Regions from separate parts of the Homo sapiens genome. Here region 1 is linked to region 2. Evidence: chromatin loops called from intact Hi-C (ENCODE). Cell type or tissue: endothelial cell of umbilical vein. All regions are shown on one strand. Each heading gives the region's core, and the rest is flanking DNA. Links, peaks and the distances in the headings are about the cores only.

Region 1 (5,383 bases), core at 212-5,211, 59 kb before region 2:
TATATCACTATAGATTTAATGGTTTTTTATTTTACTTAGTGCTACAATCCATTGCTATCATTTATCTTAATGTTCAAATTTTTCCAGATTTGGCCAAAAGTAACCCCTTCAAGCTAGCTTCTGTGTCCTTTTGACATGTATCTGTCATTCTGCGAGCACTTCCTTATTCTCTGGCATATGATATTTCAGGCTTATCTTCTAGTTTCCCTGCCCCAGCCCTGGAATCAGAAGAATGATACTTAAAAACCAAGGTATAGGTACTAGATATGCTCATTGCTACTGGAGTATCACTGCTCAGGATGGGCACACCTAGCACCCATAATTGGTTTCCAAATACCATTCCCCACTAAAAAGAACCAGGATTCCATGTAGAAAAGTTGATTCCAGGAATCAATTTACAGGGATCACTAAACAACTAACGACAAAAGGAAGGGTGGGCACAGTAGTTCCCCCACTTTACAACAGGTTTTCACTGTGAATATACAATCCTGTTGTTACAGTTAATGCTTCTCATCCTATTGTATTACCTCCTATTTATAGAATCTGCCTAATAATGGTATTGCTAAAATGATGGGCAAAAGTTAGAGATGATAATATGATTTATTCAAAATGATCGATGGAAAAGAAAATTAAATCTACTTGTAAATTAAAAAAAAAAAACTAAAGGCAGAAGACTATAAATTAAAGAGAAGAATATAAATTAAAAAGAAGAATATGCAGTACTTAGATTACAACCTGTATGTCTTCTATAGTCATGGTAGCCCAAGACTGTTTTCAAGGGCTAAAGCCTACCAGGTCATTTTAACAAAAAGCCAATTCCTTTTGTCCTATTAGCCTGCATATAAGGAAGAAGAGAATTATCTTTAGAGAAAAATACAGAAAACTTTTCTTACTATCCAGAATCATACTCTTTAATTCACTTTTCAACAGTGAATTTAAAAATGTTTTACGTTGCAACCCAGTATACATACATATAGATGCTACATAATTGAAACATTTCATGAAACAATATTTGCCTTTACCACATAAATGTACTCTTGTATTTTCTATTCACTATTTCATTTTTTAAGTGGTATGACTTATTAAATTGGTTTTACTTCTCATGTAGGGGTAGCAATTAACAAATTGAAAATCAATGCTCTAGTTATAGAAAATGCTGAGCTCAAGAAAAAATAAAGATCATATCTCATTACCAGAAAGAAATTTCTGTATTATAGAAAAAGATCTCTTAAGTTCCAGTCAATGCCCCCACTTACTTCAAGGAATATTCACTCCTCTACTAATATTCAATGTATTCCCCTATTCATAGAAACCCAGAGAATGGAATTCTTTTGCAATAGAAGGGTTTTTTAAAGAAAAAGAAAATAATAATATTCTTGATATACAGCTCCTATTTGTCTCCCATACAACCAAATATTGTTAGACTACCCTTTAATTTTTTAAGCAAGCTTTTCTTGCTTGTGAGGCTTTCTCCAATTTCAGATCCAAAACCCTCAGACTTTCTTAATTACCTTGCCTTCAACCAAACAGAAAGCTTACTTCAGAATTTGCAAACTGCTGGCCTTCTAGGTGTGGTCAAGAGTGGTTTTGTTTGGCCTAGAAATTTGTTACGTAAAAACTCAAATTACCAGCTTCTTTTCAGAAACAGGAAGAACCAGCAAACTGGGCAGACAACCCTGCATGACAGTAATCTACTGGAGACGAGCAAGGGTTGCCCCTCTTAGACAGGGTTTGTAATCTCCAATTCTTATTCCCCATGCTTGATTATCCTAGCCTGGCTCTGGAACATTTGCATCTGAGACTATTTGATTTAGTCATTTATATTTTTACATTGGCAAATTGATTCTGCCTCTCAATGAAGTATAACTTTCCACATATTAGCACTTTAATTCTCCTGACACTAAAAGAACGTCAAGAGGTAGAAAAGTGAGATGCAAGTTCCCCCAAAATAACAGAAAGCTTGTCAAGCTTGTTATAAAAATTACCCTTAATACTTTTAAAATGGCTTCATAGTAGAATGATAATCCAATTTTAATCAGATCTTTTTTGTACACTTGAAGAATGTACACATTAACACAGTGCCCATGGGAGACATGCAATAAATGCATAAGCAGTGAAGTGTTTTAATAAACCCTATCGAATAATATGGTCAGTCTTGTAGTCTTTGTACACATATTTCTCAGTTATTAGCAGTGAGTCCAGAGGCATAATTTTTTTAAAAAGGTACTTTCCATTCTGTAACCATACAAAACTTACAATCCACTATTGTTAAATTACCATAACCATTAAAAGTATGGGAAAAAGGCTGGGCATGGTGGCTCAAGCCTATCATCTCAGCACTTTGGGAGGCCAAGGCGGGTGGATCACTTAAGGCCAAGAGTTCAAAATCAGCCTGGCCAACATGGCAAAACCCTGTCTCTACTAAAAATACAAAATTAGTGGGGCGTGGTGGCGCATTCCTGTAATCTCAGCTACTCGGGAGGCTGAGGCAGGAGAGTCGCCTGAGCCTGGGATACAGAGATTGTAGTGAGCTGAGATTGCACCACTGCACTTCAGCCCAGGCGACAGAGCAAGACTCTGTCTCCGAAAAAAAAAAAAGATGGGAAAAGGAAATATACATATTTCCTACCAAACTCTATACTGCCAAAGAACTCTCCACTTAGGAACTTTATGAAATTAAAAGGACAGATTTATGTGAGTGGTTAAAAGAGTTAGAATAAAATGTACTTTCTGAGTTTCCTGCTGGCAGTCCTAATTTTGCCATTATGCCCAACCTTTTCTATGAAAGAAGATGACAGTCAAACTCTGAGGCACACACTTTTACTGCAAATGACCTTTTTGCTAATACATGCTCAAGCTATGCATAAACACACCAGCAGAGGGACTCCATACACTCGCTAAATAAAGAGGACTATATCCAGATTACAATAATTCAAGGAAACAAAATGTTGAAATTGTCAAATATACCGTCATTCACTTTCTCACTGTTCCTCATTGGCCTTTTCCCCTTACACTAGGCTTATTCTTTTTTAGGTTTCTTACCGTAGCTCTTCTAGGGTTTGCTGAACTTCTCTCAAGGAATCAGCATCAAGGTTATTAATGAGCTCTTTTCTATAACGTATAATGAAGGGAATTGTGTTATCATCATTAAAGAGACGAATGATGTTGGCACAAACCCAAGGTTCAATATTAGTTCTCTCAGATAAAACCTGCAAATTAAAGATACTTAGTGATTTAAAATGCTGAAAATTAAACATCTATATCATGTATAATTTAAAACATAGTATCAAATAATGTTCTCCAGTGACTTAGAAACTACTTGCTATAGTTTTTTAAAAAAAAGAAAGCCATATAAAATACATGTATCCATTGACAATCATAATGGTAAAATAGCCATTTCACAAATTCAATAAAATCTAATCCAAACCACTGTATCATTCAAATTCCAGTGTTCAATGAGGGCACTTTTTAATGATGCAATGATATACTTTTCATCTCTCATATTGGTAGCAAAGCAAGGAGTTGGTAACTCACTTTGTCAGCATGAGAGCAAAGGAAAGCCATTTTTAGTCATTGCTAGTGAGCAATTTGGCAATATCTATGAAAATTTACAATGCATAAACAAACTTTGGCCCAGCAGCAATTCTACTACTGGAAATTTATCATAACATATACATGCCTCTAGAAAATATTATTTATAATAATTTTTTTTTGAAGAACTGTCCCTAGCAGAGTAAAGGTGAGCAAAAACCTAAGTTTACAATGGAGGAACTGGAAAATATGTTATGCCCATACTAAATACCATGCAAGCATTTAAGAATCTGAGGCAGCTCTATATGAACTAATATGAAATGATTCACAAGATCTGGAAATAAAAAGGTAATTGGTTGGGTGAGGGTTAGAGTTGGAAGACCCTTCTATATCTTTTGAATTTTGTATCATGCACAAATACAACATCTTCAAGCTAATTAATTACTTTTTAATTTTTTTATTTTTTTGAGACAGTGTCTCGCTCTTTCACCCAGGCTGGAGTGCAGTGGCACAACTGTGATTCAATGCAACCTTGAACTCGCAGGCTCAACTGATCCTCCAGCCTCAGCCTCCAAATAGCTGGGACTACAAGCCACGCCATCACACCTGGCTAATTTTTTTTTTTTTATTAGTGGAAATGAGGTCTTACTACATTGCCCAAGCTGGTCTCAAATACCTGGGCCCAAGCAATCCTCCCGTCTCAGCCTCCGAAAGTGCTGGGATTACTGGCATGAACCACCGAAACAGGCAATTAATTATTTTTTAAAATATTTGTTTTAAAATATTATTTATTTAAAATCATTGGTATTTTAAATATTTAATTATTTTAAATTATAAATATTAAAATATTTAAAATTATTTTAAATTATAAATATTAAAATATTTAAAATTATTTTAAATATTTAATTATTTTAAATTATAAATATTAAAATATTTAAAAATTTTTAAATATTTAATTATTTTAAATTATAAATATTAAAATATTTAAAATTTTTTAAATATTTAATTATTTTAAAATATAATTATTAAAATATTTAAAATTTTTTAAATATTTAATTATTTTAAATTATAAATATTAAAATATTTAAAAATTTTTAAATATTTAATTATTTTAAAATATTATAAATATTAAGATATTTGAAATTATTTTAAATACATATTAAAATTGATGTTAATTATAATATTAAAATACTAATATTTACAATAATATTAAAAGATGATTAATTATTTAAATATTTAATTATTTTTAAGTCTACAGGTTTTAGCAAAATGTACAGTTAAACAGAAAAGTTTACAAAAGTCAGCCCGGAAAAGAGAAAGAATAAAATCCAATTTTAGTAGCTTCCCAAACCCTAAGCAGCTCTTTCAAAGTAAAGAACAAAAGGAGTACGTTTTATTATTATTTCAACCCTGAATGCCCAAGATCTGACAGAAACTGGGGTAAAAAACAGGGAAAATTTATTAAAGAATTATCGTAATCAACTGATTATCAAAATCAAGTCCAGATACATAACAGACTGAATTTCAAGACTACATATGAAATAAATGGCTAAACTCCAGAGACTATAGAGGATATCTCATTCTCGGGGCACATTAAATCCTGAGGTCTACATCTTATCACCCATTCTGATGGATTAATGCCAATTCTGACAAGAAAGCCAATTTCACATTTCTATCCCTGACTCTCTTTCACATGAGCTCTAGACTCATTTAGCTAACTATTTTGACACATTCTCTTGGAAATCTAATGGGCATCTCAAACCTTGCATTTCCAAAGTTATCTTCTTCTCAAACTTATTTCTCCTCTACTTTTACCCATATTATGCTATTCAAATGGCAATTCAACCCAGAA
Region 2 (5,383 bases), core at 57-5,056:
ACCCCTCTGTGTATTTAGTAGGAAGTTACTCCAGCAGGAATGTCCATTCTTTTTCTCTACCTCTGAACTTCTAGCATCTTGTCTATGCCCATTGTCCACCTCTCTTCTTCCACAGGGACTTTCCTTACCACTTTAGGCCTCAGTGATCTATCTTTCCTTCCCTCAAAGTCACAGCACCTTGTGGTCACTCACCTGATGATTCATCAAGATAACTTTTACATTATTGTCTTAACAGTGTAACTATAACATAACATATATAACATATATGTAAATATAACATAACTTACATATAATTTACATATTACATAACACTAGCTGTGTTATATGTAAATATAACATAACTAATTCTGCAGTGTAACTATAACATAATGATGCATTTAAAAGATGGGCAGAGGAAGAGGAGAAAAGAAACTGACAAGGAGACGTCAAGCAAGTAGGAAGAAAACTTGGAGAGTTCAGATGTCCTTGAAACTAGGAGAAGGGCTGGGCAGGTGACTCACGCTTGTAATCCCAGAACTTTGGGAGGCCGAGGTGGGCGGATCATGAGGTCAGGAGATCGAGACCATCCTGGCCAACATGGTGAAACCCCGTCTCTACCAAAAATACAAAAATTAGCCGGGCATGGTGGTGCTTGCCTGTAGTCCCAGCTACTCTGGAGGCTGAGGCGGGAGAATTGCTTGAACCCAGGAGGTGGAGGTTGCAGTGAGCTGAGATGGTGCCACTGCACTCCAGCCTGGGCAACAGAGCAAGACTCTGTCTCAAAACAAACAAACAAAAAAAGAAACTAGAAGAAGGGAGCATTTCAAGGCGAGAGGGGAGACAGCATCATTTGCGGCAAAGAAAGTGGTCAAATAAGGTACAGACCACAAAAATGAGTTTTAGCAGCATGGAAGTGAGAGATGTTTCAGTGAGCCCAATGATATGGGCTGAGGAGGGAGTGGGTAGTAAGAAAAGAAAATGGAGACTGAAAAATAACAACAAGGGACAGAGAGGAGAGGGTTAGGTGGTAGCTGGGCAGAAATGTGAGGTGAGGAAGGGTTACAATTTTTTTTAAAAGGGCTGAGACTTACTGAAGGAAAACAACCGGTAGAGGGAACGAGGGTGGAGAAGAGAAGTGAGGGGTGATCCACAGAGCAGAGTCCCTGGGAAGCAGGGCTGGGTGGTGCGGCCAGGAGACAGGTGGAGGCCTGAGCCCAGCCACCTGCTTCCATGATACCTGGTGGGATGGAGGAATGACATTCTTTCTTCCTTCCTAAGCTGTTGCCAGGTTTGGGGGCAAACCCAGCTGATGGCTTCTGTGTTTTTCAGAAAAGTAAGCCCAGCTATGTGCTGGGATGACGAGAAGCAGCCTCCAAGCAGGTCCTGACCTGCTCCCATGCCCAGCACCTCCCATCCTGGAGGCGATGCCTGCAGTGGGATTGTACGGCCACTTCCCACAACCCTCACCTCAGCTTCAGGAGCTGACCTGCAGCCTCGGGTTTGGGAAAATGCAGGGGTGGTCTCTGTGGTCTGTCTGAAGGCCCTTCGAATACCTTTACCTTCAAATTCTAGCTTCTTACAAACCTAGACCACAAATCCTTTATCTGTATTTTTCCTGAACCCAACTTGGATTTAACTGTCAAATAGATGGCCTGTGGCTCTAATGCAGCGATAAGAACAGAATTCTTCACTTTGAAAAGCCAAGTTGCTTTAAAAAAAAGTTGGGGGGCACAGTTTTGGCATACACCGAGTGACTGCATTTGACCTCCGCCTGCCTGGGGCATGTGGATAACGGCAGTGGTCCCATGCCGTGTGGTCTTCCTCTTGGCTTATCCCCCTAGCTCGCTGTTGTCCTAGTGGCCATGTACTATGTGCAGGACACTTTCATAGTCCGTTCATCCACAGAGCAGTCCTAGCCTCTTCTAATCTCCACTTAAGAGCCAATGAAGCTTCCAGAGCGCAGGTAACTTAAGTCACACAGCTTGAATTAGACTGGACAATGAGCCACCTTTCCACCGTGGCTGCACTGTGACCCTGGGTCAAACGGCCTCATGACCAGCCCCCTCCACGCCTGTCCCCTTCTTGCCCGGGTCTGCCGCCTTTTCTGCTCCGGGGCCTTAGGAATTCTCCTGGGACTGTGGCTCCCCTCTAACTCCCCTCCCTCCCAGTTGCTTTCTGTTCTGCTGTTCTTGTGGGTCTCTGTTCTCCTGGCTCCAGGCCTAACGGCCGCCCCCTCCAACCTTGGCCTTGGGAAGTCTCTTGGGGCGGAGAAGAGAGGGGCTGCCTCCTGGCCCCCACCCTGCGACCCTTCGTCCCCCGCTAAGCCGGGATGGCAGGCGGACTCGCCGGACCCCTTTTTAGACCCAAGGCTCTCTTCGCCTCTCCATCCGGCTCCGGCCGGGGTGGGGTGACCTGAGGGACCCGGTAGCCGACGACAGAGAAACTAGACCGGCCAGGACGTAGAAGGGTCGCTTCCCCCAGGCTGGTCCGGGGCTGAGCGGGGCACCACAGGGAGCGGAGACAGCGGAGGCGGTGAGAGCCTCGGGAGCCACTGGGGCGAGCGCGCCAGCGTCCACCAGAGGGCGCTGTCGGCTCGCGGAGTGGGGCGCGGGCGGCCTGGAGCCCCCCGGTGCGGCCCGGCATCAGAGCGCGCAGCGACTTTGTCACTGCAGGCTTGCCGGGTGGGTTGCAGAAGAGAGAAGAGACCCACCCATCCTCAAGGCACTCATTTGGGCAAGAAGGGAAGAGACCCACAAGAAGACTATTTCACACTCTTCTCATTTCAAATGTGTATAGAGCACAAAGTTGCATTTACCATGTCCAAGATACCGAGCAGCACCAACATGAGTCATCCTGGGTCTCCAAATTTAAAGACCTCTAGGGAAGTGGCAGGATCAAAGACAGGTACCAAAGAACTATACTACAGTATATTAGGGAGAGGCAGGAACTCCAACGAGACGTGAGGAAGAAGCGGTAGGAGAGTTGAGGGAGGAGTTACAGCTTCAGCTAGGGGATGAGGCCCGGTGCATGGAGGACTTGGGCCTTAAAGTGGGACAGATTCGCAGCTTTCCAACACATGTGTTGCAACAGAACCCGTGGATTTAAGCAGTTCTGGTTACACATTCTGTTACACGCAAATGCTTATCAGTGACAAAAGGCAATATTCCTTGCCCTTTAGCCCCAGCTTGTTGATCCTGAAAGGTAAATTAGAAATAAAAATGGATTCACCAAATATCCAGAATGTGCTAGAGATATATAACCTAGTCTGAACAATCAGATCAGTCATTCTGCTAATTGGTAAAATATCCACAGGGGAGCCTGGGAGACAGCTGTTAAACTTGGTTACAGGTAGCATCAAACCATCCGCCAAAAATACCTCAATAATTCTATTGGTATTGGGAGAGGAGACACAAAAATATAGAAGTTGAAGAACAACAAAGTCTTTCAGTCTTTTTGTTTTAAAGACTCTTATTACCAAACAACTTAAGGAAGAACTCTATCAACATCATAGTTCCCTTGAGAATTATGTTATTATAGTATAGATTATTATTGAAAGAATTATTATATTGCACTGTGCTAAGGCTAGTTTAATTTGGAGCCAATAAATTAAAACAAATCTAGACCTTAGGTTTATAAAAATGTTTCCAAGGAATTAAAATGTAATTGACATGATTATCATTAAATAGTGCTGCCTTGGTTCCGGCATGGCAATGTAGAAAGAACAGTCAATGTATAAGGTATAAGATTTGGGTCTAGACCTCTAGGTAGTGTTTTGGGGTTTTTTTTTCTGTTTTTTTTTTTTTTTTTTTTTTTGGCAAGTCAGTTAACTTCTCTAGGTATCAGTTTCCTCATTTAATAGAGGAATTTAATAACAATAAAGAATATAGTCTGGGCGCAGTGTCTCATGCCTGTAATCCCAGCACTTTGGGAGGCTGAGACAGGTGGATCACTTGAGGTCAGGAGTTTGAGACCAGCCTGGCCAATATGGTGAAACCCTGTCTGTACTAAAAAAAAATACAAAAATTAGCTGGGCATGGTGGTGTGTGCCTATAATCTCAGTTACTTAGGAGGCTGAGGCAGGAGAATTGCTTGAATCTGGGAGGTTGAGGTTGCAGCAGTGAGACGAGATTGTGTGCCACCGCACTGCAGCCTGGGTGACAAAGCAAGACTCCATTTCAAAAACTTAATTAATTAATTAAACAAACCAAGTGATCCCTCAAATCCCACAGAGTTTAACAAGTAAGTCTTCTCAGTTCTGTTGGGCCCAAATGCCTCCTTTGTGCTGCCGTGGTTCTAAAGTGGCTTTAAGGAACTGCACGTCCCATGAGGTGTTAAGCATATAACGGGGAGGGGAAAGGAGCTTGGATGGCTGCTGGTTCTGATATTAGGCAGGATTCTCCATGTCATCTGGAGTCTTCTGTATGCAGTGGCCCAGAGCAAAAGGGAGGGAGGACGGTCAAACAGTCTGACTCTTACTGTGATTATTGCTACCCTAAGTTCCTATAGTGCTTTCTGAGTGGGCTGATTATTTGTTATTTATTGTGTGCCACCTTGAATTACCTTTCTGCACCTGTCATTTGAGAATAGTGTCTATGGCAGTCTTCAGTGCTATTCACCAAACATTCCATGCTCCTTGACAGTACAGATGGTAGAACTTCCCAGACCCTGTGGTTGGGGAAGGCGGGATCTGAGACTGGTTCTAGCTAACAATTAGTGGGCACAAATGATATTTAGCACTTCCAGATGGATTTTTTTGGGTGGGGGGCAGGTGGGGGACAGGGTCTGGCTCTGTTGCCTAGGCTGAAGTGCAGTGTCACAATCTTGGCTCACTGCAGCCTCCTCAAGCAATTCTCCCACCTCAGCCTCCCAGGTAGCAGGGATTACAGGCACCCGTCACCATGCTCAGCTATGTTTTTTTAATTTAATTTAATTTTATTTTATTTTGTAGAGATGAGGTTTTGCTACCCAGGGCCTCCCAAAATGCTGGGATTACAGGCATGAGCCACCAGGTGGACTATTTAATTGCCTGTGTAAGACCCTCCAGACATCCTTTTTCTCTCTGCCCATGACCAGCCATGTTCCAGATGGTAACTTTTTAGCCAGCCTGGATCCAGAAGTGAGAATGACGCTAATGGGAAGCAGAGCTCCCAACCAACCTGCCATAGACTTACAGCATGCATGAGAAGAAAGCTTTGTTCTTTTAAGGTGTTGGGATCTGGGGAGAGCTTATTACAGCAGCATGACCTAGCCAATCCTGACTAATAAAGGGCCATTTTGTGTTGTCATTTTTTGTTTCCCTAGTGCTCCAAATGACATGACATGACACTACTGACTGTTAAATAAAGGACCGACTGAATTGATCTACTCATCTCCCCAGGTAGAGTAGGGATTATCCATATAGCTA

Evidence for each region. A loop is a pair of places that touch in the nucleus more often than their neighbours do. Peaks named below come from ENCODE experiments on the same cell type or tissue, not always from the same donor. Only the 100,000 strongest peaks of a DNase experiment are listed, where the experiment ranks them.
Region 1: it touches region 2 in a loop (9-fold over the local background); 5 of 110 quality-filtered maps call a loop at or near these places.

Annotation. Positions count from the first base shown.
Region 1 is chr2:45,582,566-45,587,948 of GRCh38, forward strand. SRBD1 (S1 RNA binding domain 1) reads right to left here. Exons shown (of 21, transcript NM_018079.5): 5 at 3,043-3,209. Among named protein-coding and RNA genes, the nearest start is that of SRBD1, 26 kb to the right of the region's middle. In endothelial cell of umbilical vein, for the core only: a CTCF peak has its summit at 2,873; a DNase peak (open chromatin) is centred at 2,876.
Region 2 is chr2:45,641,277-45,646,659 of GRCh38, forward strand. No RefSeq gene overlaps it. Among named protein-coding and RNA genes, the nearest start is that of PRKCE, 7.7 kb to the right of the region's middle. RefSeq lists a silencer at 2,461-2,670. In endothelial cell of umbilical vein, for the core only: a CTCF peak has its summit at 2,542 (motif pointing right); a DNase peak (open chromatin) is centred at 2,565; H3K4me3 peaks cover 579 bases; H3K27ac peaks cover 203 bases.